Linked DNA regions of Mus musculus: region 2 is linked to region 1. A link is a loop called in an ENCODE intact Hi-C map of the cell type or tissue named here. Cell type or tissue: left cerebral cortex. All regions are shown on one strand. Links, peaks and the distances in the headings refer to the core of each region. The heading gives the core; the rest is flanking DNA.

Region 1 (15,066 bases), core at 3,432-11,431:
TAGACACACCTCGACTGATAATTTCTGCCTTTGACCCGACACCTGACTTTCTCCTCAATGTCTTCCTCAGTGTACAGATCAGCCTGACATCTCTAGGTACCTAGCATTAGAAATTTGTCAAACAGACCCAGGCTCAGCTTAAGACCACCCCAGTGAGCCTTAGCCTCTCCATCAGGCACCTGCCTTTCAACTGGGGCACTCTGGGGTTTATTGTCTAAGCCAGGACACCTTTGAGTGTGCTAAAATGACAAACCAGATGGTGCTTCAACCTAACAGGCATAAACTAAGGATGTATGGTTGTCCTGTTCCTGACTGTAATACAATGTGATAAATGCATCTTGGATGTAATGTGTGCAAGGTTCAAAATTTGTTTTCAATCAAAAACATCCTTGAATTGTTTTCCAGTTGGAATCCATGGTTTAAAATAAGCCCTCTGTGATGGTGGGAACATTTATATCATGCCTTATACCTCAGCCCTGCCTTGAGAAGGAAATTCAGTTTTTGGAACTGTGTTTCATAAGTAGTTCCCTATAGAAAGAAATATCATTACTATGAGTTTCAGAAATACCATACTCAATTGAGAATGATATTGAAATAAGAGTTGTAACTAACTTGTAGCTTATTCTTCATTGTGTTTCTTCAGCAGAGAACTTTTCCTTCACGTCATTAGCATTTACCAGATCTTCTCAAGAGGTGACTGTCTTTTCTCTTCCTTCTTTCCTTTTTCAGTAAAAAATAAAACCTTTCTGAAGATGGAGACTATTATTTTCTCATAAGTAACTGCATGTCTCAAGGTTAGGGTTAAGAATTGAAATTGTGATTTATTGTAATATCAGTTAGAGGGGCCACCTTGAAAGTAAGAAATAAAATGTATGTACAAATACTATACTCTGTTTAAAATGGCAAGTAGTACAATATTGGTGGTTTTCTTTTGTTCACAAAACAATTTATTTGAATTATATTCCATTAGATACCACATTTCATAAGAGGATTGTATGGATGGAGATTCTGCAAAAAGATAACTCAAATAATTACCCGATAAACCAATTATAACTGGATATGGGGAAGGGCAGGTGAGTTGAGGCAGGAGGACAGCAAGTTTGAAGCTTACTTGAGTTACTTAGCAAGATGCTAGAGAAGAAGGAAGGGAAGAGGAGGAAGAGGAAGAGGAGGAAGAGGAGGAGAAGGAGGAAGAGGACAAAGAGGAGGAAGAAGAGGAGGAGGAGGCAGAGTAGGGGAGGAAGATGGGGGAGGAATGTAACCCAGTAACAGAGTGCTTGTCCATGTGAGAGTCTCTGAGTTTGGTCTCCAACAAACTCCAAAGCCAAAGCCAAAAAATAAAATCCATTTATGACCTTAGGAAAGGAGCAGAGTCACCTGGATATAATATCTCCAAGCAGAGTAGTATTACTCTTCTCTTTATTGCATAATAAAGAGATCACATGTCCCTCTTAGACTTAAATAACTGTTATCTAAAAATAAGGATGTGAAAATAGTCACATGGTTAATGCAGAGGGAATCTTAGACTTTGTATTTAAATGATTGCAAATATTTCTGCATCGTGCACAAACATCTTCAAAGAAGATGAGGTGTGGTTTTTGTTTTTTTGTTTTGTTTTGTTTTGTTTTTTGTTTTTGGTGTTTGTTTGTTTTACTCTCTATTATAGATGTAAGAATGAATTTCCAATTTCATTTGGGAAAAATACCTCCGTTCTGTTTCAAAGAAGGATTCTAATTGAACAAAGCACTGTAGTTCCCCAGTGTGAGGGCTTGAAGTCTGGCTAAATATGAACATGATTATGAGTGCGTTTCAATTGATGCCTATGTTTAGTACTTGTCCATATGGATATTACTCCAAAATGTTAGTTTGGACACTAACTCCCAGATTAACAGGCCAAAGTGTAATAGATAAATATATTCATGTAAATGTGAATAAAATTGAGCCGTGGCTTGGTTGGCTCTGTGTAAATTCAGATCTTCAGACCCCTGCTACGATCTGAACATCTGGAGTACAAAGGAATGCGATGAAGAAAAGAGACGAATTACTTAACATAAGCTTGGGGAGTTTGCAGGCAGGTCTTGAATGGACACAGCTGGCTGACTGCCTTCTGAGCAGATGAGTGCCTAGCAGGGAATACTTTGTAAAATTGAGAGCTTGATGTACTGTGGTGGTTAGCCATTAACTGTATTGCTCAAGAAGAGACACTTGCAACAAAATATGCTAGTCAAGTTTACAGCAAGCAGCTCTATCATTTGCACCAAATGTTGCTCTGCAGAATGCTATCAGTACCGTGAACTCTGACACCTAGTGGCTATGCCAAGAACTACAGGATTTTCTTCCCGAGGATTTCTTTCATTGCTGGAAAAGGTTGCCCTAATTCTATTGGCAGCAGGTCTTTTTTTGTTTTGTTTTGTTCATTGTAGCTCTTAGAACAGCGCCCGGGTGTTAGCTGTCGGATGGCGACTGGAGGTACACTTCATTTAAAGATTGTTGTGGTGGACAATGTAATTGAAATTACTGTCTCAAATGTTATGCTGATACAATTTTGTTTCACAAACCAGAGGGAATAACTGAATAGCTTCTAAAGTAAATGGTGAGGTCTATACTGTCGTGTTAGAGATTAAGTGATATACAATATTAGGAATAAGAAATATCCTCACTTACACATTTATTTTATATTTATATCCTCATTATACAGATATATTGGTAATTTAAGCTTCTACCCCCAGATTGCTGGGATTACAGGCATAAACACCACACAGGCCAATTTTAAAAGAACATATGCGCATATGAAATAACATCTCATTTTTTATTCTTTTGAATATTACTTTGAATATAACTTTTTGTGCTTAATGGGCCTACATTTGTGAATGACATAAAAAAAAATCAAAATGTATAATCCTAGGATTCAGGAAACTGGTGCTGAGGCAGGACGATCACATGTTAGAGGCCAGCCTAAACTGCATAGAGAGTTCCAGAAAAGTCTGGCTACATAGAGAAATTCTGTCTCAAAGCAAAGAATCAAAATAAGCTAAATAATCATTATCCTTTAAAATAGGTATTCTAACATAATTTTTATTTTTGAAACTTTATTTTGAATATTATCTTTTAAAAGGAAAACATACAATTATGCTTTAAAGCCTAAAAAGATATAGAATGAAAAAAATTACTGAGTGATCTATCTCAAAGTTCTCTTAAAGGTTCACTTACATTCTGAGACAAAACATTCATGCAAATGGCGTTTGGCAGTCGGATGCCAATCACACCCTGAAAAATCTTACTCTTCATGTTTTCAAACCAATTTACAACTTGATTGATGGTGCCATATCATAGTAACATATTGTTAAGATGCAAACCTCATTTTAAATAGCTAAAATAAAATGTGTTGTTTTTGTTTTGTTTGCACGGGTGCAGTACCCGGGGCGGCCAGAAGAGGGCTGCATTAGATGTCCTTGGAGCTGGCGTTACAGGCTGTTGAGTCCTCAGACAAGGGTGCTGGGGACTGAACTAGGTGGGATTTCCTGTAAGATCAGTAAACATTGTTACTTACCACTGAACCACCTCTCTAGCGCTTATATTCTTTGTGTGAAACTTATTTGTGCTGCATAAAAGGTACACTCTCCACAGAGCTCGTTGTTCTGACCAAATACAGTTTCAAATAAATGTTAAATCAAAAGTGGAGGGCACAAATTGTTGGTGAGTCAATAGAAAATGTAACCATATATGTGGAGCCAAAATACAAATGCCAGCAGGGCCAGGTGTGAAGAAATTAAAAGAGAGTTTAAATTTGAAAAAAAAAAAATGCCTGGGAGAGGGGAATGTTAAATGGGGGTGTGGCCTTGTGAAGGTCTTATTGTCCAGCCTTTGCAAGACACTGGTTAGGAGTGGAAAGACAGAGGGGGAAGGAAGGGAGGGAGGGAGGGAGGGAGGGAGGGAGGGAGGGAGGGAGGGAGGGAGGGAGGGAGAGCAAGAGAGCTAGAAAGCTTGAATTTCTTCTGAATCTAAAACTGATCTTAAATTTCCAATTCTCTAACCTCAAGCCTTCCAGGAACTAGGATTATATGCACTCACCAAAACTCTTGGCCTAAAATGTATTGTTCAGAAAAAATGCAATTTTTGAAGATGGAAGTTACAGTTGATTGCATTCAAAGTCAATGTTTGCCACTCTAAAATAAAAGGAAGTTCATGTAACATGTCCATAAGTACTGCATTTCCATCCATACATCTTTGTGATCGATATAGAATTAATATGCACATACAAAGTCGCGCGAGCGCGCACACACAGAAAAACTGGTTTAGAATAACATTTTAATTATGCTTTAGCATGTGTGAGGTAATTTGCTTTCTCAACTGGATTCCCAGGTCAAGGTCTACAGCGCTTATTTGAACCAGTTACATATCTCATTTTCATAACAGTCCCTGGAGGCTACAGTCACACATGGTTATTTCAGCCTTCATGAAAGCAATACAGTACAGAAGCCAGGGCTGTCATAGAAAACAGGACAGTGACAATTTCAGTTCCTCTCACAGTGACAAGACTCTCTCAGGTAAGAAATTAAAATATTGCCTTCTTTTCATAAGGTTTGTGACCATTTTAATAAAAGAAGAGGATTGTTCCTAGTACATTAGGGATGGGAAATGTATGTGTGTTGCAGGAGTGGGGGACTGTCTGTACTATTCCACTGCTGATCAGTGGTCTCTTGAATAGGACTAACTCTAGCACTAACTGTATAGTCCAAGGGCTAATGGTTACTATGCATAGTTGTTATAAATAATAGTTAGGGTGAATAGTCTGACCAAATCTTTTCATGAACATTTCTATAAAAACCATATTTCAGAAAAGCTTGACATCCGATGTCATCAATGTGCTATGGATATTTGCCTCATCCTGGGAACTAAACTCTGTTCACTCAGTCCAGTTGCCGTGGCAATGTATGTCAAGGTAAAACTAGCTAAGAATGTCAAAATTAGTTTGTGTGACTTAAACGGAAAAAAAATATTGAGAATCGACCAAATATTCACACATGAAAATTATAAAAGTTAGCAAATTACAATCCAACAAATAAAGTCTCTAAAGCTGCAGGAAGACTTTCAAACTGCTAATTCCTTTAGATTATAAATTTCAACATTTGCTGGTTAAACACACACACACACACACACACACACACACACACACACCTCTTACTGTGGGCTGGCAGTTTTTAAAGAAAAATAAATAACTAAAGACTAATAAATTAGTGATTAGCAAAATTCTCATTTTGCTATAAGTTAAAAATTTTGGAAATGAACAATAGCAAAAAGTACAATATATGTAGTTGGAAGTTTCCTATGGCAAATGTGAAATGTATTTATAATTTACCAGGAGCATTCTGGTCAGTTTTTTTTTTTTCTTGTGATGTTTAATGATTTCTGCAATGTGAATTTTTTTTCAACTAATCCACTTATGCTTGAGAATTACAAAGAAAACGCTGTTAAGCACAGTTATCTGTTCTTCCTGCTTATATCACAGTGAGTCTTTCTTTATATTAGAAAAAATGGATTCTGTTCATTTCTAAAATATAACTTCATTTTTATTGTTTTTATGTATGCATCAAAACGTTTTGTTTACAAATTAGAGAATGTTTAAAAGCCAGGCATACTTTTTGTTATCATTTGAAAAGGAATTATTTTTTTTTCTGCAAAGTAAAATTGAATAGCCAACTATCATTGCTGTAGAAAAATGTAAAGTGACAAAGAGAACGGATTATTAAATGTGATATCTTAACTGTAACTGACATACTGGAATTCATGAGCCTTTCGCATATGGTTATTTAAAGTGACATAAGTCTTTACTTTCCTTTGAAATTAAGTGTTCTGGCACATGGCATAAGCCATACCTGATGCCAATATTTAAGCATAGCGTCAGAAACTCTGAACAATAAGAATCACTTACGCACACTTGGATTATTCTTTATGATTAAGGAAGGGGTCCCTTTAACTTTGGTTGCATTGGTCTTTGAGGTATTTCCTCTTTTAGCATCTCTGGTGACATTCCAGAGAGCTAAGCCTGGGGATGGTGTGTGTGTGTGTGTGTGTGTGTGTGTGTGTGTGTGTGTGTCTTTTACAACTCCCTCTTGGGACCACTCCATCTTCCAGGTGAGGCCTGGGGTGATATTAAAAGGAGGCTGCCTGCTGAAGCATTGAAGGCAGACTCCAAGATTCCTGAACCTTATCTCTGCCCTAAATGCCTCCCTATCAGTCTTTATCTCAGACTGTCTACTGGCTGGCGGCTTGGTACTCAGGGTCTGCTGGCTTTCCCCCTGTATCTCAGAAACAGCTTGGCTGTCTGCACTACGTTCCAAGGCTTGTATTCGGGCTAGCAAATCGAACTAGGGGAGAAATATAGATGAAATGTAGTAAGCTATGTGACTTGTAATGAGGGCTGGGCTTCCATTAGTGACTCCGGGGCAGGGGGGGGGGGGAGTGTAGGATGGGAAGGGGGGCTTCCCCCAGTACAGGCACAAGCTGTTTTAAATGTTTGCAGTGCAGTGAGTCTTAGCTTGCGGGTTTTGTTTATTTGTTTTTGTTTGAAGATAGCTAAAAGGTTAACTTTTAAAGTGATGGATTGAGAAACGTACCTGAAAGTACCTGAAAGTATCAGACTAGTTTCCACCAACTCTATCAGAGGATCGGTGGCAGAAATGCGCAGAAGTGGTCTGCTTCCCGGCAGCCTTTGAGAATGGTCAATGGGGGTGGGAGGACCTCGTGGCTTTCAAAAAACAAAAGCGTCTGCTCTGAATGGAACTAGTATTGCTTCTTCATTGAGAACACGGGTTGGCTTCTTGCTTCTTACAGATGTGCTGTGGATGACTACAGTCAGTGGCAGCGTTCTACTGAACACTTCATCTTTAAACAAATGGTCAGGATTAAGTCTTCCCTAAGACAAAGAGCCCTTTGCTCTTTCGTTGCTGAGGCTATTCCTGTTCAACACCAGGGTGGGTCATTCCTTTTGCAAGCGGCTATAATTTTGGCCTCAGCTATCCCTGCGCCCTGTCCTGGCTCCTGCGCCCTGTTGCCTGCTAGACCCTTGCAAATGACCTTAGGAGCTTGTGGGGCCTGGTGGAAGAAACCGTACTTTCTACTTGAGTCCAGCAGAGCAGATGTACCCTGCAGAGACCCCTGCAGAGTGCAGGATGGTCTGACAGTCAAGTGGAGCGCTATTTGCAACAGCCTGACAAAACAGGTGTACAGCCTATGTGTGTCACACGCGCAAGGGTCATTGTCAGCTCTTGATAGTGGATTCTGCGCTCCAAAGCTTGTCAGGTCTGCCCCACCATAAGCCAACGGTTAACAGAAGGGGGCTCGGCGCAAAACTTCCCAGCCTGGAGTCCTTATCACGAATATTTCCACAGAAAGACTCACATACGTGCTTTTAACAGACAAGCAAAAAGCAGGAGGGCGGGGCGGGGCTGAAATAACCTGCTATATCTGCTAGTGATGATTTAAATATTGTCATTCAATCAAAGAATGCAGGAGCTTATTTGCAGATACGGATGTTTCAGGAAACCAGAACCCCTCCAGGTTAAAGTGACTTTCCCAAGGTCACACAATTTCTGTCTAACCCCAAATATCTCCTAACAGTCTCTGACTCCCTAGTAGTCCCTTCCACTGTCCTGCCTCGAAAACGCAAGTATCTTCTGAAGACATCGAGACCTGAACCGGCAATAAAGGACTCACTATTTACTGTCATTGTCATTTATTAATACAATTTCAATATGACAATTTCCAGTCTTGATTCTGGGAATCCCGGGCTCTGCCTTACAAGTTCAGATAAGAGGGTTCTCCAAGGGCAGCTGATACCGCGCGCAAGGCCCAGCTGGTGGGAGGTGGGATGAGGGGTGAGGAGAGGAGTGGGGGTTGGGCTATGGTTCTTGCGCCCAGCTGAGTCGGTGAGAAGCATTCTGTGTTTAGGATTAGCTGGACTAAGAGGAATCCGGGAGCTTTTTAGGAAATGTTCAGGCCACCCTTTTACTTTCACCTTCCCTGAAGCTACTGGGAAAGTGACCTTCGTCCAACAATCTTTCCCTGGAGGAAGTCAGAGTTGGATGTCCCAGTGATTAATTTTTTGTTTCATTATAACAAACAAAACCCTACTTACTCCTCTTCACATTTGAACCAGTGCAAATTCCAGTCAGTTCGTATTCATTTAGCCCCTGTACTTGTGTGAATGTGCATGTGTGCATTTATGTGTGTCTCTCTGTGTGCACATGTATGCATGTATGCGTGCACGTGTGTGTACTTGTGTTTGAATCTAGAGCAGGATGTTGGTAGCCTTCAGATAATTTATTTTGGCAAGGCTGTACCTCATAAGTTGCCCCACCCACCCACACACTTTAGCCTCTTTCCATTATCTCCGTTCCTTTCTCCATTCCCCCTCCTCTCCTCCTTCCCCCTCCTCCTCTTCTCCTTTCCTTCCCTTTCTGAACAGAAAAGAGAAAAACCTCAACCTTCAACTGTCAACTATTTTCCAAACATCAGCTAACGTTCCCCAGGACTGGCAGCAACATGACCTTTCTGTTTTCAGATGTGTTTTTTAACATGTGATGGTTTGTTTGTTATGTCTCTCGGTGAGGGATAAAGGAAGGTGGGGGCCGGCTTATGAATGCCAAGCCTGCTTTTTCTTCCCTCTTTGGAATACCCATAGCAGTTCTGTTTTTATTTTCAAGAAGACTGTTGGTACCAATATTGGTACCCAAACCGAATTTAGGAATTGGATGATTATTTAAATATTAACGTCTCCCCAAGTACAATTATTTTGAACAAATTTTAAAAAAGAAATCTCTTGTAAGAGGGGGACTTTCTGGGGATGTGGCAACTTCTTGATCTTGGTTTTCTTCATCCTGAGTAGTTCTGTGTGTATGTTCTTTTTTTTTTTTTAATCATCCTTTCACCTATGAAGCATGTCTCCTTATGGCATGTTCTGTTTAATACACTTTTAAAATTTGAGAAATGAGAACTCTCTGTTATGTAACACTATTTTATAAAACTAGCATTCCTAAAGATTTAGAAACAATATATTACTTTCCCACTAATAAAGTTACCAGTAATTTCTAAGAGGGTCTGAATTCGATTGAAAGCTTGCTCATGCAGCTGTTCACAAACCAATATAAGTACGTCCTCTCGGTCTCTGACATAGCAAGTAAAATGTTAAAAATGTAAAGACAGTTTAAATCTTGTTCCAAGAAAAAAACGAGTAAACAAAAAAAATCTCTCTGTTAATGTATATGTTTATATACTTATATGTGTGTGTGTGTGTGTGTGTGTGTGTGTGTGTGTGTGTGTGTGTGTGTGTATCTTTTATACCTTAAAAAGTATTTAATTGTTCGAGATTAACTCCTCTTAAAAAACTTTCTATTCTGAATGAAAACTTTAAAAAGCCACTCTTCACAGTGTGTCTGCCATCAGAAAGATGTTGGTTTTAAACTTCTTTTCCTCCATAAAATCTTATTAGGCTGCTTTCATGGTTACTAAGGATTTCGCCAAGAACCTGAAGACTAAATTGCTCTCCTCATTTAATCCGCAGTTTTTATTGCATGAGCCTTGCTAATGGCCCCATCGCGGCCCTTCAGTCTTTGCTCCATTCTCTCTCCATCTCCTTCCAACTCACCCCAACGCTGTCTGCCCCCATGAAGCTTGGAGAAATCGTGACAAGGAAATCATTTCCCCTTCCCTGCCTCTCCCTCTCTAATGGACACTTTATCACTCGGGAACAATCCCTAAGTCCGCGCGGCCCACATGGACGCTTCCTCGCTCCTCCCTTTTACAGGCCCTTCCGCGGTTTTATGATCCGTTGCTGTGGTTGGAATGTTTATAGATAGTAAACAACTAATCCATTTCTTGCCTAATGAATTGCCCCACCCGCGTGCCCGTTTAACTCTCTAACTAGCTCCAGGATCAAGCTGAGACATAGGCAGGGGGTGGAGTGTCAAGCTACCCTGGTTCACTGAGTTTTAAAATCAAAGCTTGGAGCCCTACTTCTCTTCCCGGTCCCCAGGTACTTCTTTCTCCCTTGATCGCCACCCCCACCCCCATTCTCCTTGGCTCTGCCTTACCCGCTCTTCCCGTCCCGGGCACTCTGAATTTTCAAACTGTTGCTGGAGGAGATTAAGTGAAGAGGTAGTTCTTTGAACTTGTTTGAGCTGCCCAACAATACTGACACTCTCTTTCGAGATCCCAGCATTCTGGAGGTGACCTGCTGGAGTTAGACACAACAGGATTTTCTAGTTTGGTCCAAACAACTTCCACAGAACTCAGAAAGAGGCTCTGGACTCTGCTGGAGCGAGTTTTGCAGTGGCCCCAAGGCCACCTGATGAGGGGCGTTAGGCCAGGAAGTAAGCGAGGTGGGGAATTACACCTCTGAAATAGAGAGGAATTCCCAAGACACCTGGAAAACGCGGAGGATCTGCCAAACAACCCTGTAGGAACAGAAGAAACCAACGCCTTGGAGAGGTGCTTTTATGTACATTGTAGCAATTGCACATGGTCTCTGTCAGTAGCGGAGCCTGAGGGTGTGATGACAGTGACTGGGGCCCGCCAAGGGGCTTGGGGAACCCAACACCAGAATCTCCCACAGTGCTGCGCGGTGGGGAGTCTTCTGTCAAGTCTGTGGCTGGTCAGAAAACTTCAGTGTTCAACCCTGGGGCTTCAATTTCCTTAGCGCCCAGGGTGCTGATTGGGACTGGAGAGAAAGCTGCAAAGCACAACAGTCCTACTGCAGACCCCCCAAGCCCCCCCAACAGTGGTGCTCTGACTCTCAGGAGAAAGCTCTACTTAGACAGTAGCCCGAAAGTTCTGCCGATTTTCCTTTATAGGTTTAATATTGGGAAGTAAGCTTTGTCCCACACCATCCAAATGAGCCCCAAGTCTCAGGATCTTTTTTTTTTCCCCAGAGCCTGAAAAAGACTCCTTTAGAAGCACGCACTCTGCAGTTTTGAACCCCCAATTCACACAGGACTCTGCTTTTCTTTATTGTGAGGTGTAACTGAAAATGTTAGGGCATTTTATTTTCATCATCGGTGGACAGGTTCCCCCAAAACTGTGGGTAAAGATTTGCATTTTACATTTGTTCCCTTCCTCCTTGAGATTCTGACATCCTATCATTCCTTTTACTAATCTGGATTTAGTGCTTCCTGTTTGAGGCACTGGGGACACAACTGTTGAAACACACACACACACACACACACACACACACACACACACACACATCCCTCCTTCAGCTGCTGGTTTAGGTAAGTGGATCAGGTTTACGTCACAACCCATTTAGAAGTGTCCCTTAGACACATCCCTGACCACCTGTCTGAAGCTTTTCTCTCCCCACCTAAGAGCTTTATGCATGCAGCTTAAATTACTCCACCCCACCCCCAACACACAAACACACAGCTTTTCCATAAAGTGACCAATCTGCTTAATAACAGAGGACAACAATACCCTTGTATTCCATTTCTTTCTAGAAGCCCATGTTCACCTGCAGGATCTGGCGGTCCAGAGGAGGGCGCATCATCTCTCTTCCAAATGGTGGTGCTCATCAATCAAGGGCTTTCCCGTTTAATGTTTAAATTAGTCCGTGTTCTCTAAGGAATGCTTATCCTTCTGAATCTTCCTTGTCATCAAGCAAACCTCGAGACTGGGAGGTGGGGGGAGGAGCTTATTACATCTGTCCTTCCCTGAGGGAGCAGGTTTTCCTTCTCTAAGCCTGGATTCCAGACCCTTCCTACCTGAGATCCTTCCTCCCACTCTGATCTAGGGAAGTGGGACCCACTTAGGTTAGAACCATAACCTTCTGAATAGTGGCCGGTACTGTCTGGTGTTCCCAGGATTTAGCAGACTTTTGTTGAAAGGGTGTTTACTCTCTCAACTGGAAATCTCTCCACAGAGAAGTTTGTCCCTTGATCAAGGGAGCTGGCAGTTGTATGTGTATATGTACGTGATGGTGGTGGTGGTGGGGGGGATGGTGGGGAAAGGGAAGGGTCATTCTATGAGTTTCTTCCTGCTTCCTTTTCTCCCATTGAGCACAGCAATTCAGACTTAATATCTATCTATCCCCTGATAAAAGAATTAAAAGTTTTCAATTAGCAATAACTGTGCCTCGAATGAACCTCGCTAACTATGATACTGCCACTGAGCAAAGCTAGAGGAGAATTTAAAGAGAGAGAGAGAGAGAGAGAGAGAGAGAGAGAGAGAGAGAGAGAGAGAGAGAGAGAGAAAGAAAGAAAGAAAGAAAGAAAGAAAGAAAGACCCACAAAGGATAATCACATAAAGGCAAAAATAACCCACCATGAGCTGCTTGATTATTTGTTGTGACTTTGTGGTTTGATCTGAACCTGCCTCATCAGAAATAAAAATACGTAAGAACACAAACGTTGATATGTTCTTCACATAGTGTTTGTTCTTGATTCAGAGAGAAAAAGAAAAGCAATCCTGTTTGCTTATCGAAAGGAAGAAGGTAAGTTGTATAAATACAACTTTAGATCGCAGAAGACGCAATGTGCACCAAAAAGGCTGCCTGGCCCTTCCCTTGCAGGAACTGGAAGCTCAGAGTGAATGAGTGAGTGGTTAGGACTTTCCCAGGGCCTCTTCTGGCTTCCCACTGCTGGAATTGGATGGTGGCCCGAGCCTCAAGCAGCAGGGAACTGGGCTCCTTTTATTTGATCATTAAAGGGCCTGGGAGAACTCAGTAAGGCATCAATCCTTGTTCACCTCCCAGGAAGTGCTCACCACTTTGAAAGGTATGTGCACTTCAGACAGGATTCTTTGAGTGTGGTGGGCACATAAGAAGTCTCAGACTTGGGCGGTGGTGGCACACTTCTTTAAGGCCAGCACTTGGGAGGCAGAGGCAGGCGGATTTCTGAGTTCGAGGCCAGCCTGGTCTACAAAGTGAGTTCCAGGACAGCCCACGGCTATACAGAGAAACCCTGTCTTGAAAAACCAAAAAAAAAAAAAAAAAAAAAAAAAAAAGTCTCATACTTGCAGAAGGTGCAATGTGTCCCTCCCACCCTCCACACTTGACTTTGTGTCATGCAGAACACATGTAGTGGTCCAGGGCCTCACGGAACTGTGAATGCATCCTGCTCATCTCCCAGAGAGTTGGTGACTACTGAGAAGAAGGAGCAGGAGCCATGTTCTCAGCCACAGCGGCATCTTGATCAATCTTGATCACTCATCCTGGTCTGAGGGTCAGCAGGGATCAAAGTCTGCAGAAACCGGAAACTGCACATCAAAGCACTTGGCCAACTGTGAAGGATTCCACAGCAGCAATGCTATGTCCTGCTGAAAATTTCAAGTACAAGGGCAATTGCTAAGAGAATGCTGGGCAGAGTATTCTAATTTTCACCTCTTTGGCTTCCATTCCCATCTCAAGCCGACTTTTGCTGAAGCTGTAGTTACATAGCTGTTTTCTCTTTCCTGCCTGTAAATTAAGCTGCCAGCAAATTGCCCTGTAGAATAAACTCTCTCTCTCTCTCTCTCTCTCTCTCTCTCTCTCTATATATATATATATATATATATATATATATAATTAAAATATATATATATATAATATATATATAATTAAAAGAGGAAAATCCAAGAGGAATTATTGTCAGTATAAATAAGCTCATGAGACATTTTATTTTGTTTTAAATTATTTTCCTTTTGTGTATATGAGTGTTTGCCTGCATGTATGTGTGAGTACCATGCCCGATGGCCGAGAAAACAAGAAGACAGATCACCTAAAATTAATCCTGAATTAAGAAACACAAAATCGGGCTGGTGAGATGGCTCAGTGGGTAAGAGCATCCGACTGCTCTTCTGAAGGTCCAGAGTTCAAATCCCAGCAACCACATGGTTGCTCACAACCATCCGTAACGAGATCTGACTCCCTCTTCTGGAGTGTCTGAAGACAGCTACAGTGTACTTACATATAATAAATAAATCTTTAAAAAAAAAAAAAAAGAAGCACAAAATCATTGTGTGAGAGCAGAGGCAGACTTGAAGACCATTGCCTCCAGAAAAGGTGCAAGAAACTGGAACAACTTGGACGTAAGGAGTCAGTAATAACTGAATCTTGATTCTCACTTTAAGATAATGCAAAAGGTGACCCCATAGACTTTCTCTTTATTTAAAAGCTATGGAAGGGGCTGGAGAGATGTCTTAGCAGTTAAGAGCACCAACTGCTCTTCCAGAGGTCCTGAGTTCAATTCCCATCAACCACATGATGGCTCTGATGCCCTCTTCTGGTGTGTCTAACAAGAGCGACAGCGTACTCACATAAATAAATAAATAAATAAATAAATAAATAAATAAATAAATAAATAAAATTTTAAAAAGAAGAAAAGTAAAGAACAAAATAAAAATAAATGTCGCTACCGTCTCCGACCAGCAGAAAAGAAGCGACGAAACCGACGTCCTTCTCAAGGCAGTTTACTCCGGAACTTCACAAATGTGTAAGAAAAAGAATGCCCGACCTCCCTCGGTGATCCCCCTTTATCCCCTCACGTCCACTCCCCATCACCCCAGTCCACGTAGGCACAGTTCATTGGCTCAGGACTACATTCATCACATCATCCGATCTTACGTCGTGGTGCATCTGTGCAATGCAGCTCAAGGTACGTGGCTATCTTGAGGGATATGAGGAAATCAGGTGCCAGTCATAAGACTTAGCAGCAGTCCCGGGCACTATTTTGGGGCCATGGCCACACCCACTGCTCACAAATAAAAGTTCACGGGAGTGAGATAGTCTGGTCATATCTTACTGTAGGGAAGAATACATGTATAGAGTTATGATGCAACATCTTACTCAAGCACTCTCCAGTAACTTTCCACCTAAGAATAGAGACGATGAATGTCCACATTTGTGACAAATTACATGAAGACATGAGAGGTTTCCTGGCTGAACCTAGAGAGGAGTTAAGTGCCTAATGCAAAAGACCAGTCCAGATGAATAAAACGTACCTGGTATCATGGGTACTGGTAACAAGACACAAGGGGGAAACCCATTTTAACTGCTGTCATGCTAGAAGAATAGAAGGTTCACATAGAAATGAAAGACTT
Region 2 (15,066 bases), core at 2,679-10,678, 700 kb after region 1:
TCTAGCTCACATCCCTCTTTCATTTCCACCACTGTTTGAATAAAGAGAGAAACTAAGGCACCCAGAGCACTGACCTCGGTGTTGAGGCGGCCCTGGCTACCTCTTGAGTTTGGTGTATTTAGGATGGGTACAAGATAAGCCAGGTCAGAGTTGGTCCTGCCGCCTGCAAGCCAGATTGATTGGGAAGACACTTTCCCAGTGCCCGCAAAGGCTTGAGGTTGAAGGTCTGTTCCTTTCTAAATGACTTCCAAGTCGCTCACCAGCTTTAATGGCCTTCAAAATAGAGTAAAACAACACAACCTGATTGCAATTAGAACACCCGGATTTCTCTAAATCGCCTTTCCACCAGCTTTGAGGGCATCTTTTTGTGCGGAAGCATTAGTTGTGTTGTTAGAGGACACAGACGCGTAAAGTGAAAGATCTGCACCCTGAGAACTACAAACTACATCTGCGTGGTTTCACCAGAAAGTTCAGAGAATGGAAGGCTTGATATGGGTGCAAGGGGGGAAGCTAACCAGAAGGCCTCTTATGAGGTGGAAACACTCAGGAAAGACCTAGAGGCAACAGTGAAGTGTAGGTTCTTCTCTAGCTTGGGAAGGTAAGCCTTTTTTGTCAAAGAGGTTGTCAAATCAAAAGGTGCCAGACCCACATTTGGCGACAATGTGGGAGTCTGGTTATCACCAACATTCATTTCACAGCTCCACTTCTATCTTGGAGAATGGCAGGTTGATCTAGTCTTGAGCCAAAATTCCAACCAGGTTTAAGATCGAAAGCCCGAGGTTTGGAAATGATCAAAGTTGGTCGTCTGTGACTAGCTTTGGAACTTGTATCAAAGGGAATTTTCAAGAGCAGAGACAGTAAAACGGCACTAGGGGCGCTCTCACCAGAGACCTTGACTGCATGAGCCCTACACCTTTGCTCTTTTCCCTGGGGTCTAATCTGACATATACCTTGGCCAATCCGAAGTTCTTTCTGAAGTCACACTCTCCTGTAGACGGGAAGAGAAGACCCCCAGGAGGTGACGAATTGCTCGAGAATGAACTGTGCCTTCTGTCGGCAAAAGAAAAAAAAAAAAAAAAAAGCATCAGTCCCACGGATTTAGTGAAGTCTCCAAATGTATTCGAAATGGAATTCTCCTTTTCCTGTATGCAAACATTTGCCTCCTTTGAAGTTGGATGCTTTGCAAGAAAAATGCGGTTCCACTTTTTTAGTCCTAGGGTTTGGGGCCTGTGTTGACTTAAATGAGCACTCTCACACAAGTATTAAAAAGAAAAGCATTCTCTTTTGGAAAATAGAACAAAGTAGCGCTTCTCCAATCAGAGTGCAGATACATAATCTGTAACAACAAATTTGCCTCCTAGTGCTGCGCATTTCCAGCAAGCATCCTGCCTTCTCTATTTACATTATAACTTTGCTGCCTGCAATTATTTTTATTTTAATTTTCTGTCACTTTAACAGAAACCAGATCCTTTTCTTTTAATGTTTTGTACACAGCATGTTCAATTTGATAAGATGTTCTTTCCTATCCTCTTTTAGCTAGCCTTTCCTTGTTTAGAGTTCTGTATCAGAAGTTTCTAATATTTCTCCCTCTTTTTTTTTTTTTTTTGAGAATTTGTCCCTGTCTTGCTTTATTTGTTTGTGTGAAATTTAGTTTGAAAGGAGATCAGAGAGAGCAGGAGGGGTTTGTAATAAGAGAATGACCGAATGACCCAAAGGCTGATTATCTATCATTAACTGGAGACTTGGTGTACCCAAATTACCAGGAAGACCTCAGTCTGCCGGATCCTTACCCAGCCAGAAAGGCAACCGTGGAATGCACACTCTGAAAAAGACTCATGACATTGCAAGTGAGGACGGTGCTTGAACATATTTTCTTAAAGGAATGCTCCTTCCAAACTCAGCTCCAGTTGAAGGGATAAATTACTAGATCATAATATGTTATGTACAGGTAAAAATCTGTATCCCAGTGCTAACTTTACCAATGTTTTTTGCAACTAGCTTTCTCATATTGTTTCATTAGAACCAAAATTGCAGTTAATTGTCTAAACTCCAGAGAATATTGAGAAATCAAGACAAGCTGCTTTTGATCTGCTAAACCCAGGCCTTGTAAAAATCGAAGTTTGCCATTAATATTGACAATAAAAGTGTTTCTTTTTGTTAACCTGAAACCTAACCTATCCTGGCTCAAGTCCCTTGTCTCTAAGCAAAGACTGTAGAAGAATGCAGGAAAGGCTTGGAGTGAACTGTCAGAGGTTAAAAAAAAAAAAAAATCCATCTATGCCGTGCAGCAAATAAAGTCACGTTGGGGAGTCTTCCAAGGAGTACCCTCAACATGGCAGTTAGAACTGGGAAGGAAAGGGGCTCCAGTCACAAGTCAGTCCTTCAGTCCCACAAATGATGCCTCAGAAGCTCCACGTGTTAAGCAGCCATTTCATTCCTACTTATCCTCAATCCCAGACTGCATGGCATGCTTGCTTAAATCCACTGCTAGCTAGTTCCAAAGAGTATAAATACAAAATCATAGCCATGTTCTCGTCTGAATTCTAAATGACTTGTTTACAGCTTGGAAGAAATAATTCTCTTTATAATTAACTTTTATTTGTATTATTGCGGGGTTTTTTTAATTGCTTATTTTTAAGTTCTGTGAGTGAAAGCCAGGGTCTACCTCTCAAATGCACATCCAGCACTGAAATATTTCTGTGTGTGCAATTCTTTGTGTATGTTTTATAAATCCTGTGGGATGTATTGTCTTATAACATTTTATTCTAAACTCAGGATTCTACTGCAAAGTGGCAAAGATCAGATCTATCATACTTCTTGAGACAAGTATAATAACATATATTATGTTTAATGGTATTATATATAGTATTATCCTTTGCAATGCCAGTTCACAGGACATTTTATGCTGCCTTTAGTCTGAATGAGTATTTTTAATTTACGGATACCTGTCACAGTACCAAATCCTTCTTCATCAATGAGAACTCTCCACATATTTTCCCGTTAATGCAAGAATGCAATCATGGGTTATTGAAGAAAATAGAATACCAACTGCTGGTCATAATGGATAGTAGGATTTTCCATAAAGAATCTAAGGACAAACTAGTGCTTCATTCTTCCATAAGTCTCAGGTTCAGTGACAGGGTTAAATAAAATATAAACCACAACACTTCTGGGGAGTAAAATTGGGGAAAGCAAAAGAGGGAGCAGAAAAATAGGAAAAAAATGTACAGGGACATAGGAAACCTTGACTTTGCTATTTCCTAGGCACAACTGGACTGAAGGGTTCATTTTTTTTTATCATCCTCTCCACAGCCATCCCTGCCTTTGAACCAGCCCCCCCCCCCCGCCTCCTCTGTCTGCACAGATCTGTTTTGAATGGAGAACCTGTGGCAGGGGGGTTTACTCCCCAAATGCCCCACCCTTCCCCCAAATCCAAGAAGAAATTCCTCAGAAGAAAAGAAAGCCACATAAGAGTCAAGGGCACCTTCTCCTGCCCTTCATTTTTTGAATGGGACATAAAAGTTCAATCGACCAGATTCCCTACTTTACAGCTGTCTACTTTGAAACAATTTTGTCATGTCTGTACACAAATACCCAAAAAGAAAAAGGAAAAAAAGGGCTCTCTCAGAGGGAAGCTTTGGCTGCCACTCAGCCCATAGGCCTTGTTCTGGATGTCCTAAAACATGGTGGGACTAAGTGGCTAACATGAAAAGTGACATAGTGCCTTCCCAGGAGGGAAAAGGCCTGCAGGGGATCCTGAGTGTGGCAGAAACAGTGTCTTTGGAGCAGGTGAGGCTGAGGTTTACATCTTCAGTAACAGATTCATTTTCCTGTCACCTTCTGGGTTTGGAATTCCTTTGGGGTTCTTAGCATGTTCTGGAGTTCACTTTGTTACAGGTATTTTGAGGAGTCTTCCCAATCAGTTTACTACCTCAGTTCAGGAAGGAAGGTAATAGGGGGACTTGAAAGATGATGAAGGGAATTGAGTCATAATTCCTGTAAATATAAAATGTGTGTTTATGGCCTTCTGGCCTGGTTCTTTTCAGATCCAGTTTATTTGGAGTACTCATGAGCAAAACACGAGATACAAAATTGCCCTTGCCTTTGAAATAATAAATATTTGGAAAAGATCTGTATTTCCCCTTAAAAAGAGACTGAAGTTTAAAAAAATATTTAGTTTAAAACAGAGCTTAAAAGTCATATCTCACATAGGGCAAAAAATGTTTGCAACGGGTTCCCCAGCCTTTTTCTTGCCCTTTGAGTCTTTTGAGAAAGTGGTAGTAAGAGAAAAGAGACAAATAACATGGACACAAAGTAAATGTTTGAAACTAGCCTTGCCCCTTCAGCTGAGCTTGTGATGTACAGAGCTGTAGATACACCATCAGCCTCAAAGAGGATTATGGACACAGAATCTCCAACACTCCCCTAAACCTGGGCTGCCTTCCTGTGATGATGTGCAGACCCAGGGCCACTCGGCCCTTAGCCTCCCGGGGGAGAGATAATCCTCTATGGTATTCCTCCCTAGGCACCCAGAATGGCCCACAACCAGCGTCATCACAGATCTATGGTGCTTGAGAATTCTAAATGTGTATCTTAAAGAGCAGCTCACCAGAGGGCCTGCTTGTACAGCCCAAGAGTGAGGGAGCAGGCTGACATCTAAGTTAGAAACTATACAACCACATTCTTCCACCTTCTTCCTGATCACCAAATGCCAACTTCCCTGTCACATCACCCTGTTAGTTCCCTCATAATCACCCCCTGGGGTGGGACAGACTTTCTAAACTAGGGACTAATTTAAAATAGCATCTTAGATTCAGAGTTTGCCAAAGCAGCAAGTTTACCTGGCAGTCCGAAATTACGGAAGTAAAATGTGTCAAAAGATGCTAAAAAGAAAAAAAATGAACAATTGCAGTAAGTATAACTCAGAGCCAGCCAACTACTCATGGTAGATACCACCAAAATTTACCCACTGGTCCCCTCTCTCCAGCCACCTACAGAACGCTATCCTACCACTCTAGTCTCTGGGTTTGAGTTCCTAAGATCCATGAAGCTTTAGACCCCTGGATTGTAGTAATTAACTGATAATGGTGCTGTCAGTGAGGAGTGATGGTCAGATTAGCATTTTTTACAGCCCCTTTTCTGTCCCATGTTGTCCATTTCTTTTATCACTTGTGAGGATGCTATCTGGAGCTACGAATCCATACCCCTACTTTTTGTTGTTGTTGGTGGTGGTGGTGGTGGTGGTGGTTTCAATTTTAAAAGCAGGAAGCGGGTTGGGGGGAGGCTAAAAGTAGCACCTTCTGATCCCTAAATCCTGAGGCTGCAAGTGAACAGATAGCTTCTCTATCCCCAGCCCTATCTTTCTGTGGATTCTTCTTCTATCTCCCAACGCCCTGAAAGTCTATTTCCTGAGGCAGCCAAAAAACACCTTTCCTAAGTTTTTTATCTGTGATTGGACAGGACATAATCATCTTACCCAGTCTACCTGTTCCCGAGGCCTAAATGTTTTTATAAACAAGTTTTTTTTTAATGTATCAAATGTCAGAGGCTTTAACTACCAATATTTACTGATTCAGGGTACCCCTCCTGCTGAAAATGTAAACAGAATTCTCCACCACATTACCTCTACTTCTTTAAAACCACTCTCCTTGTACCCCAAGCTGCAGACCCACCGAAGCTGGAAAGCAGAGCCCTATGTAGGTCACTTTGTTCTGCCATCAAACTCAAGCCTCTGAGCTAACCAGCAAGACTAGGTCCAGCTACTCCCCATCCTGAATTTGCTCTGTCTTAGTTGACCCTCTGCTGGGGGCTGGCCTGGAAAACTGACCCCTTGCAAACAGAAGAAAGGCCACAACCTTTAAGTTCTCCCCCTCTCCCACCACCCAGCTCTAAAGTCTTTTTTTTTCCTCCGTGAGATTACCACAGGGCAGTTAGGTCTCAGCTCGGGTACCCTGGGAGCAAGAAGATGGGCTCTCCGATTCCTTCTGATGTGGCCTTCCAGACAGAATAACAGCCAGACAGACTCTAGGGACATGGGAAGGACTGTCCATGCAGGATTCTTAACTTGGGGTTCTCTTTAATGTCTGGGACCAGAGTGCTTCTGCCTCCAAAAAGCGATGCCAACGGTGGGAGTCACTTGTGTCCCCTCTGCTTGCCTCCTCAGGTCCAAGGCCAGCTATCGGTGTGATCAAATTTACAGCCTAAGGGCTTCTGTTGACACCCTATTACACAGGGACCTTCTTCGTGTGAGTGAAAAGAAGAGATCCTCATACAGGCCAGCCGGAGGGTGGTTTTGCCTCCTTCCACTGACCGCCCCTATCCCGCGCTGCTGGGGAATCTCCTAGGTGCCCCGAGGCCCGCTAACTTACAAGTGGAGATCCATTTTCCGTTCTAATGCGTTCAAGATCGCCAAGGCAAGCAGTCTAAACATCCACGAGCCTTCCTCCCTGCCTGTCTCTTAAACGTCCGTTTAATGGCTCCCCTCCGATAACTAAACCTGCTTTCCACAGATGCCCGCTTTTATGAGGGAGGCAGGAATGCAGAGATATATTTATATGTTTGTTCATAAAAACTAGAAAATAAGCTCCGAACACGCTGTAAAAACTATTCAGTTACTTACCAAACAGGCTAGTTAAGCAGGAGGAACACGGATATTCGCCACACCACAGATTCGAGAAATCGAGGTGCCCCACTTTGAAAATCTTCGCAATCTCTGTTAGGGTTGCTGCAAATGAGTGTGGGCACAAACTGAAGGTCTCATCCGCGTTCTCTGCAAGTTGTCATCCTAACTTGGGTCATCCACTTCAGTGCCTAAGCAAACAGGCCACTGCAACTTTGCCAAAGTGTGCCGGGTCAGAGGAGCGCTGGCGCTCTAGCCTGGTCAAAGAGACTCGGCTCACTCCCAATCGCACCTTAATGGGATTCCATACCGCCACCTCCAGACTCTTGTCGCCACCACCACCCACCCCAAATCCCCTCCCCAGCCCAGCACAAAACTATAGGAGACTGTCGGCTCAGTTTTCTGCCTCGGTTACCTACAAAACACTTGAAAAGGCATAATCTGCGTTCCTTTCTCTATTCACCCCACCCCTGTAATCAGAAAAGAAAGCGAAATAATACTGTACCTGGTTTAAGATTCTTCAGTATTGGGGGGAAATATTTTAATAGCGAAGCATCTGTTAAACACTTGCATTAACCTATGGCTGATAAAAGGGTTTTTTTTTTACCCTGCCCCCCCCCGTTTTAATTATCTTATGGTTATGAGTGGACAACCAATCCTAGAAGAGGACCTCGGCAATTAGCAACGTGAACATCAAAAAGTTTTATTGCGGAGAGCGCGAGGCGCCGCCCCCGCCGCCCCGGGATTGGCGTGAGGAGCCTCTGACGACATATATTAACCCGAGCGGCCCTAAAGATGTAGCTGTACATGGAGATCTTGCTGGGAAAATCGGCTTGCTCCCCTCACCGCGTCCAGCCCAAGAGAACCGCCGCCGCTGCCACCCAGGAGCTTCCGCGGCCACTGTCTGAGCACACCCCTCCGAGAGTCCATTCGCCGCTTCCCAGCTCCGAGGTGCCTTCAAGGGCCCAAGATTCTTGTCCGGAGAGGAGAGGATCTTAGAAAATGGATGCGCTGAGACCTCTCTGCAAAGCCTCCGAGAGAGCCTGAGGAGCGAGGACGGACACGTTCCTTACAGCTTTAAAAACAAATCACACTCAAGGACCAAAACAACAACCAAATAATTTTTATTAAAACAATAAGCGCCCAAGAACCCAGATCGAGCTGGTGGGGGAGGGGAAGGGGCAGGAAGGGGGAGGGTCGCACCGAGGTAGCTCCACGCTAAGCTGCGACCCCGCCGCCTCCCGGCACAGCCGGGCCGGCTCCTGCAGCCCCAGCTTGGACTCGCCCCGGATTCCAGGTCATCTTCGGAGTCAGGAGTCCCGTGGCCGGCGTCTGCGGGACTGCCTCGCGGGAGCCGGCCGGCACTTTTGCATGAGCACCGGAGCGCTCTGCCTGGTCGCTGCAGCGGGGAACGCGGGAGCCGGCGCGCGGGCTGTAGAGCTGGGCGGGCGGCGGCGGCCAGCAAGGGCGCACCGTGCCGGGACCAGCTCGCCGCGCCCCATGGGGAGCCGGCGGCCGCGGCACAGCTGAGGCGGGCCCGGCGGGCCAGGCGCGGGCCCCGGGCTGCAGCGGCCCCCTCTGCGGCTGCAGGGCCGGCCCGGGAGCCCGGGGGTTGGGGGGTGGGGGGTGGGGAAGGCCGCCGATCGCCGAGGTCGGAGCCCGATCGGAGGGCGCGGCGGGGCTGCGCGCACGCTGGGGCGCGTGGAGGGCCACGGAAGGCGAGATGAGTCTGGTGGGGGGCTTTCCCCACCACCCCGTGGTGCACCATGAGGGCTACCCATTCGCCGCAGCCGCCGCCGCCGCTGCCGCCGCCGCCGCCAGCCGCTGCAGCCACGAGGAGAACCCCTACTTCCACGGCTGGCTTATTGGCCACCCGGAGATGTCGCCCCCCGACTACAGTATGGCCCTGTCCTACAGCCCCGAGTACGCCAGCGGTGCCGCGGGCCTGGACCACTCCCATTATGGGGGAGTGCCGCCCGGCGCCGGGCCTCCCGGCCTGGGGGGGCCGCGCCCGGTGAAGCGCCGGGGCACCGCCAACCGCAAGGAGCGGCGCAGGACTCAGAGCATCAACAGCGCCTTCGCCGAGCTGCGCGAGTGCATCCCCAACGTGCCCGCCGACACCAAACTCTCCAAGATCAAGACACTGCGCCTGGCCACCAGCTACATCGCCTACCTCATGGATCTGCTGGCCAAGGACGACCAGAACGGAGAGGCGGAGGCCTTCAAGGCGGAGATCAAGAAGACCGACGTGAAAGAGGAGAAGAGGAAGAAAGAGCTGGTCAGTACTAAGGGATCGAGGCTGGTGAGGGACTCGGGGTTCTTGGGACCGCTGTTCTGGTCTTTCCATTCAGGCTGAGAAATTGTGTGCCACATTCTTTGCGTAGGGAGCCAGGTTGTGGAGTAGGGATGGTTTCCTCAAAAGCAAGACAGGAGGATGTCAGCAGCAGAATGTCTTCCTTCGAAGTTGCAAGCTCCTCTCTCCATTTAGGACCGACCTTCCAAAATGTAGGAGCTCACCAATCTCCCAGTCACACTGGCCAGGTCCCCTCATTCTGTGTTCATTAAAGCTATCTTTGACCGCCAACCCAACTTTTCTTCTAAATATTTCTAAAATAAGTTACCTAATGACCTCTCGGTTCCAGTGACTCCACTATTGGTCGCATCCCCCATTCCAAAACCGAGGCTGCCTCTGACTCTAAGAAAACGTTATGCTCCTTCACATTGCTAGGGCACGCGGGAGGTAACGGTAAACATTAAGTACCTTTAACTTCTAGCGTACAAGTACAGCTTTAGTTTCTCTTTGGCAATAATGTTAGAGCGTAAATTCTCCCCTAAGTAATTCGCGAGTGTTTCTAAGTTTATTTGAGTGAGTTTGTGCACTTGAAGAGTAAAAGTTATGCACATTGTGGTCATTGTTATCAACTCTAACATGAAGTTATGCCGAGCCACTTAAAGTGTTCTCGGATTCCTACCAACTGCCGGTAAAGTAATGGAGTTCTGGATAGGGCATGACCAGGAAGAACCTAAGAAACAATTCCATTTGTGGAGATTTTCTCCTTTGCCGCTTGCAGCCCTTTGATTCATGCATAATGGAATGGACTTCCGAATAACCAGAGATTTCAAGGGCCCTGGAGGAGACAAACTGCTGAACTCAATGTACAGAGCTGCTGCTGGCTGGCGGGAGAAACCCAGGCCAGAGCAGAGGGGCTTTTGGATATGGGTTCGCTATTGAAACAGAGGGCAGATTAAGCGCTGGCCTCTGCTTTCTCCCCTGCAATAGCAGGAAGGGAAAAATAAGAACCTAGGCTTCACCATAGCCGGCTAGAAATCGGCCATTTGTTTATAAACTTGCTGACTGGGTCCTTGAGCATCTGGAGAGAAGGCCTCGGCGGTAACCAAAGCACTGGAAACCAGCTTAACTTTTCTGCAGGGGCCGGTACCCGCACCATCCCCCTCTTTAGGTGTTCCCTCGTACCCTAGCGCTCAGTGTCCTCTAGGCCGAGGCGAGCTAAGGTGGCTGGGACTAGGCGCTAAACCTGTCTTTCCATTTCTCTCCCTCTCGCCCCCTTTCTGTTTAGAATGAGATCTTGAAAAGCACAGTGAGCAGCAACGACAAGAAAACCAAAGGCCGGACAGGCTGGCCACAGCACGTCTGGGCCCTGGAGCTCAAGCAGTGAAGAAGAGGAGAGCAGTGAGCCGGGGGCCAAGGCGCCAGATGCAGACCCAGGACTCCCCGAAAGCCCTCGGGCTCCGTTCTGAGGACTTCTTGCAGTTGGATCATCCGGTTTATTTATGTGCAATTTCCTTCCCCTTCTTTCTGCCCGCCCCCACCCACCCACCTTTGAGCATCCGCTCCCCACCTCCCTCTCCAAAAAAAGGTGGATATTTGAAGAAAAGCATTCCATATTTTAATATGAAGAGGACACTCCCGTGTGGTAAGGGACCCCCGTCATTCTCTGTGTGTGAATGTTCCCTCTTGGCTGTGTAGACACCAGCGTTGTCCCCCGCCTCCTTACCCAACTCTTTCCAGATAAAACAAAGTGGACACTAGTGCATATGTGAAGTGTATCTTTTTAATACTCGGCCTTCGGATATAAATATTCCTGGGGGTTATAAAGTTTTATTTCAAAGCAGAAAACAGGGCCGCTAACATTTCTGTCGGGTCGGTTATCTAGTGCTGTCACATTTCAAATGTCATTGTCCCCTAGTCGAAGATGTTTCCACCAGCTTCTTGTTTTTGTGCGCTTCCGTCCTCTAAAACTAAGTGGAATTTAATTAATATTGAAGGTGTAAACATTGTAAGTATTCAATAAACCACTGCGTGTTTTTTTTACAAAAAAAAAAAACCTAATCTTTACATGGGTGATACCTCAAAAGAATTTTGAAAACAAAGCTGTTATACTTGTTTTCATAATATTTAAAATATTCAGAAGTAAACTAAATTATCATAATTGCCTCCAATTTTATTTAAAAAGAGTCAGTGGTTCTCATCCATCACTATGACCTAAGGCTCCCTAGATGAAGGAGCTGTTATTAAAGCAAACTGTCCTGGTGAAAATCCTGACCAAAGGCCTGGGCTGCTCTCCAGTCCTGTCTCTCTTCTTCTTGCCGAAGCTCCCAGGAGAATATCTGGTTGGGAGAAGTGCCTGCGCCTTGTGCAGAAGGTTTAGGTGGCCTTGTTTTATAGGTATCTATCGGAAGCCCTGTGCCTGGTGCTTCGTTTTGTGTTTGGGGAGCATTTTTTTTTCTTTCCTGTGGAGGAGGTGTGAGGAGGATCCAGGGCCTTATTACAGGCATAGGAAATAGTCTGGGGCGTTTAGTTCAAAGTAGAGGGCTTTTATCCAAGTTTTTTTTTTTTTAAGAGAGAGAAAAAAGAGAGAAGGAGGTTTTGCTAGCTGTCCAGATCGGAAGATTCTCACATGAGCAGTGGTGGTGGAGGAGGGGAGTTTTTTTGAAAGAGTCTATGATTAGGTAACAAGGAATTTTACGTCAAGTAAGAAATCGCGAACAAGACCACAGATTTAAAGGGGGGCGAGGGGTTGGGTTAGATTTACAAGGAGCTACAGGGAACTCAATATTAACTGCTCGGTGCCTGAAGTCTTCGAAGCTGCAGCTCTTGCAAGTGGCAACTAACCCCCTGAGTAGCAGCCGCCCAGAACTTCACCCTCTTCCTGGGCTTTGCTGTTCAGGGGTCCTGTACTATCCCAGAAGAAACTTCACCCCTGGCTCTAGAAAGTAAAGAAGCTGAGTGCTATTAGGAACGGGTGGAAAAGTGGAGAAGGCAAACAGTATTTGAAAGCGGCTTGTTTCATGGAGCTCCATGCATAGTAATCTGGTGTTGTAGAGCCTTGCCAAAGGGTTTCCAGCGTTAGCCATCCTTGGGGTGATATTCACACCCTGCTGCGGAGCCCAATCCCTCAAGTGTTCCCAGGGCTCACTCATAGCTTCTCTGACCCGGGTGGTCTGCAGTCAGCCAGCCTGGCCCTTCGTGGGGGGGGGGGGGGGCGGTGTGAGTGGTGTTTCGGACTTCTGCGGATGGCTGACAACAGGAGGGCCAGGGGTTAGAACAACTAGGCCAAAGCGATCTGAACTTTCTCCCCTCAGGTCAGCCGACGCTGGGCCGACCTGGTGGGCTAGGGGCTGTGTTTACAGACACTTGCCTTTGTTTATAGCGGGGGTGGGGAGCAGGGGAGGGTGGTTGCCCAGGTTTTCTGTAGCTCTCTGGATCATTGTCTGTTTGACCAAGCGGGGCTCTCTCCTTTTGCCTGCAGAGAGGCCTTCTGCTTCTTCACTTTTATCAGCTCAGAAGAAAGAGTCTGTGTTTTAGAGGTAGAAGAAAGTATCTAAGAGGGTTCTGGAATAGACAGAGATGAGTTGGGTGACAGACTTAAACGCATCTGTTATCTTCACATGAGCTTGTGTGCCTGCGTGTGCTGTGTCTTCTCTTCTAGGCCTTAATGGAGTCCGGTTTAATCAGCGGTTCTGCTTTATTAAATACTAGAACAAGGGAATCTAAAGACCCTGGTGCACTGTTCCTAGGTGGTCATTTTTCTAATTCTGGCGCGTTTAGCCTGGCGATCCAGGCATCTATCCTTTTTGACTCTCCAGAGCCACTGAGCTACACAGGCCTCTCTCCCTCCGGCCAGTACTAAGCCCTAACGCTGAATACACCCCACCACCCCAACCGTCCAGGAAACCCCAACTGGCTGGAATCCAGGTGAGTTAGGACTAAAGCCAGTAAAAAGCTCCATGTTCCAATGCCTCCGCTGAGCAAACCCGCTAACTGGACTCAGTTCTGAACTAGCTGGACCCTTCAACCTGCAGAACATACAGGCAGTCCTTTCCTCGGTCCCGAATCTAAACTGTCCCAGCATCCCCAGTCGCCTAATGTTGCCTTGTCAAACTCCCATGGAGCGGGCTAGTGGGTTGAGGCGGGATTTGTCCAGTGTGTCTGTGCTTTTTCTCCTCTACACACTTTTTAATTCTTTGTTTAAAGGCGGTGGAGGGGAGCGATTCCACGCTTCTGCTTGTGGGAATGGCTAAAAGGCCTCTGCTTTAATTGCTCCGATAATGTGTCTGCTGCCATTTTGTTAAGAGCAATCACTCCTGCAGTGAATTCACAAGCGTTCTAGACAGGCCGGAGCCGACAAAAAATGTAGGATTTGACGTTAAAAGCTAAATGGGATGCTGGGGCTCAGAAGGTAAATTGATGGCCGATCTGGCTGTCAGGTCTCAGCCCCAGACCTCCACGCAGGACAAAGTCTGATGACCCTGAAGCACCGGCAGGGTTCTCTCTCTCTCTCTCTCTCTCTCTCTCTCTCAGTTTGGGAATGAATCTGAAAACCTCAGAGTGGACTTCAGTATCCTTCTTGCCTGGCTTTTCCAAGACTTTTGCTCCCAGCCACAGACAGCAGCTACTAGACACCATGTCTGAAATGACAGCTAGGTCACTGGGGGATCTTACATGTCTACTAAAACCCGAGACACACGGAGGAAGCAGGGATGTCTGGCTAGTTCGGTTCTAGCATTTTCTTTAAGGGGGAGCAGGTGTCTGAATTTAGATTGTAGAAGGAACTGCCCTGGGGTGTTGATTTCAGCCATGAAAATGGATGCAGCGGTGTCAAGGCCATGCCACTCTCCGTGACCCTTTCGAAATATGCCAGCCTCACTTCCGGGTGGAGTGATGGCCCAATCCGCTTCCCTCACCTGTGGCTCTGCTAGCTGTTGCCCCCATGGCGGCAGAGGATCTCAAAGCTAGTCTCTCCTGGTGTCAAAATATGGGGAGAGGAGCAGGGGGCAATTTCAGATTCCGAAGGAACAGATGTGAGGAATTCAGAGCGATTTCAAATGCAAACCCGCAGGAGCCAAGAGCTTTGGGGCTACTCTACCTCCCACCCACACCCACACCCACACCCGGACTTTGAGGAGAAAACCTGGGTCAGGTGCAAGGGCCTGAATTGCGTTCACAGGGCTTCCAAACAGAGCAAAGGATGCTACAAAAACCCGGCCTTGTATTGAAAGCGCGGGTCCACAAACTATAGGAATCTGCTCCATCAGTCCAGGATCTTTAGCCAATATGTCGTTTCTAAGGTCGTTTGTGCGAGTAGTGGGCTTATCTCCCACCGCCGCCTTTCTTTTCCCTTGCTTCTCCTAGTGTGGGAGCCCTACCTACACACTCCGACTTGGCAGAAGGGTTGGCTGGTGGACGCAAAATAGAGTTTGTTTGAAAAGGAAGTGTGGCTGCATAAACACCATAGACTACTGACTCTGGGCCCTAACCGCTGCCAATCTTGTCACGCATCTTAACCTAGGAGTCTCAAATTCTCTGGCCCAGATATCCGCACGAGAGGAGGGCGCTAATGAGTCCCCGGATTCCACTCTTGTCCCAGCCCTTGGATCTCATGGACAGAAAGAAAATTCCCAAGGAACCGCCCTTAGACTGGGGTTCAGAAACCGGCTGGAGGCCCCAGCAGCCTAAATTGCTCTTGTGGGGATTATTGGGGAGTGTGGAAGAGAACCCTTAGATATTTTTTAACTGTTTAAAAGAGGAAGAAGGGGGCTGTTCCAAAAAAAAGGAAACCAATCCCACGTTTCCGGGGGCCGGACAGTTCTAAGAGCGCCGCCTCGCCACCCAGCCGGTGTGCTTCGAAGCACAGCAACTGTCTGCTCCAGTCACTAGCCTCCTTGAAGTAAAAGGAACGGAGTCCCGGACTCCTGCGCACAATTCTAAACTTCACCCCCCTGGTTCTCACCGGTTGCCCCAAGGTTCTCGCCATTTCACCCTGCCCAAGTCAGTTCTCTTGCAGAAACGAGAGCAACAACCCCATGCATATACATTCCCTCCAAATTTCTCCCGGTATTTGGATCGCTTTGATGATCAGATGGTAGAGCCCTGATTACAAATTTATTCCCTGACTCTCTGTCCGTCTTTATCTCCGCTATTAGGG

Evidence for each region. A loop is a pair of places that touch in the nucleus more often than their neighbours do. Peaks named below come from ENCODE experiments on the same cell type or tissue, not always from the same donor. Only the 100,000 strongest peaks of a DNase experiment are listed, where the experiment ranks them.
Region 2: a loop joins it to region 1, with 4 times the contacts of the local background. A loop is called at or near these places in 6 of 42 quality-filtered maps.

Annotation. Positions count from the first base shown.
Region 1 is chr8:56,613,020-56,628,085 of GRCm38, forward strand. No RefSeq gene overlaps it. Among named protein-coding and RNA genes, the nearest start is that of Fbxo8, 69 kb to the left of the region's middle. In left cerebral cortex, for the core only: no CTCF peak of the experiment used is centred there; a DNase peak (open chromatin) is centred at 7,167.
Region 2 is chr8:57,313,565-57,328,630 of GRCm38, forward strand. Hand2 (heart and neural crest derivatives expressed 2) reads left to right here and starts at 7,419. Exons shown (of 2, transcript NM_010402.4): 1 at 7,419-8,897; 2 at 10,198-10,953. The coding sequence starts at 8,343. The coding sequence ends at 10,296. Hand2os1 (Hand2, opposite strand 1) reads right to left here and starts at 7,295. Exons shown (of 6, transcript NR_154048.1): 1 at 7,125-7,295; 2 at 6,620-6,724; 3 at 951-1,050. In left cerebral cortex, for the core only: no CTCF peak of the experiment used is centred there; a DNase peak (open chromatin) is centred at 6,454.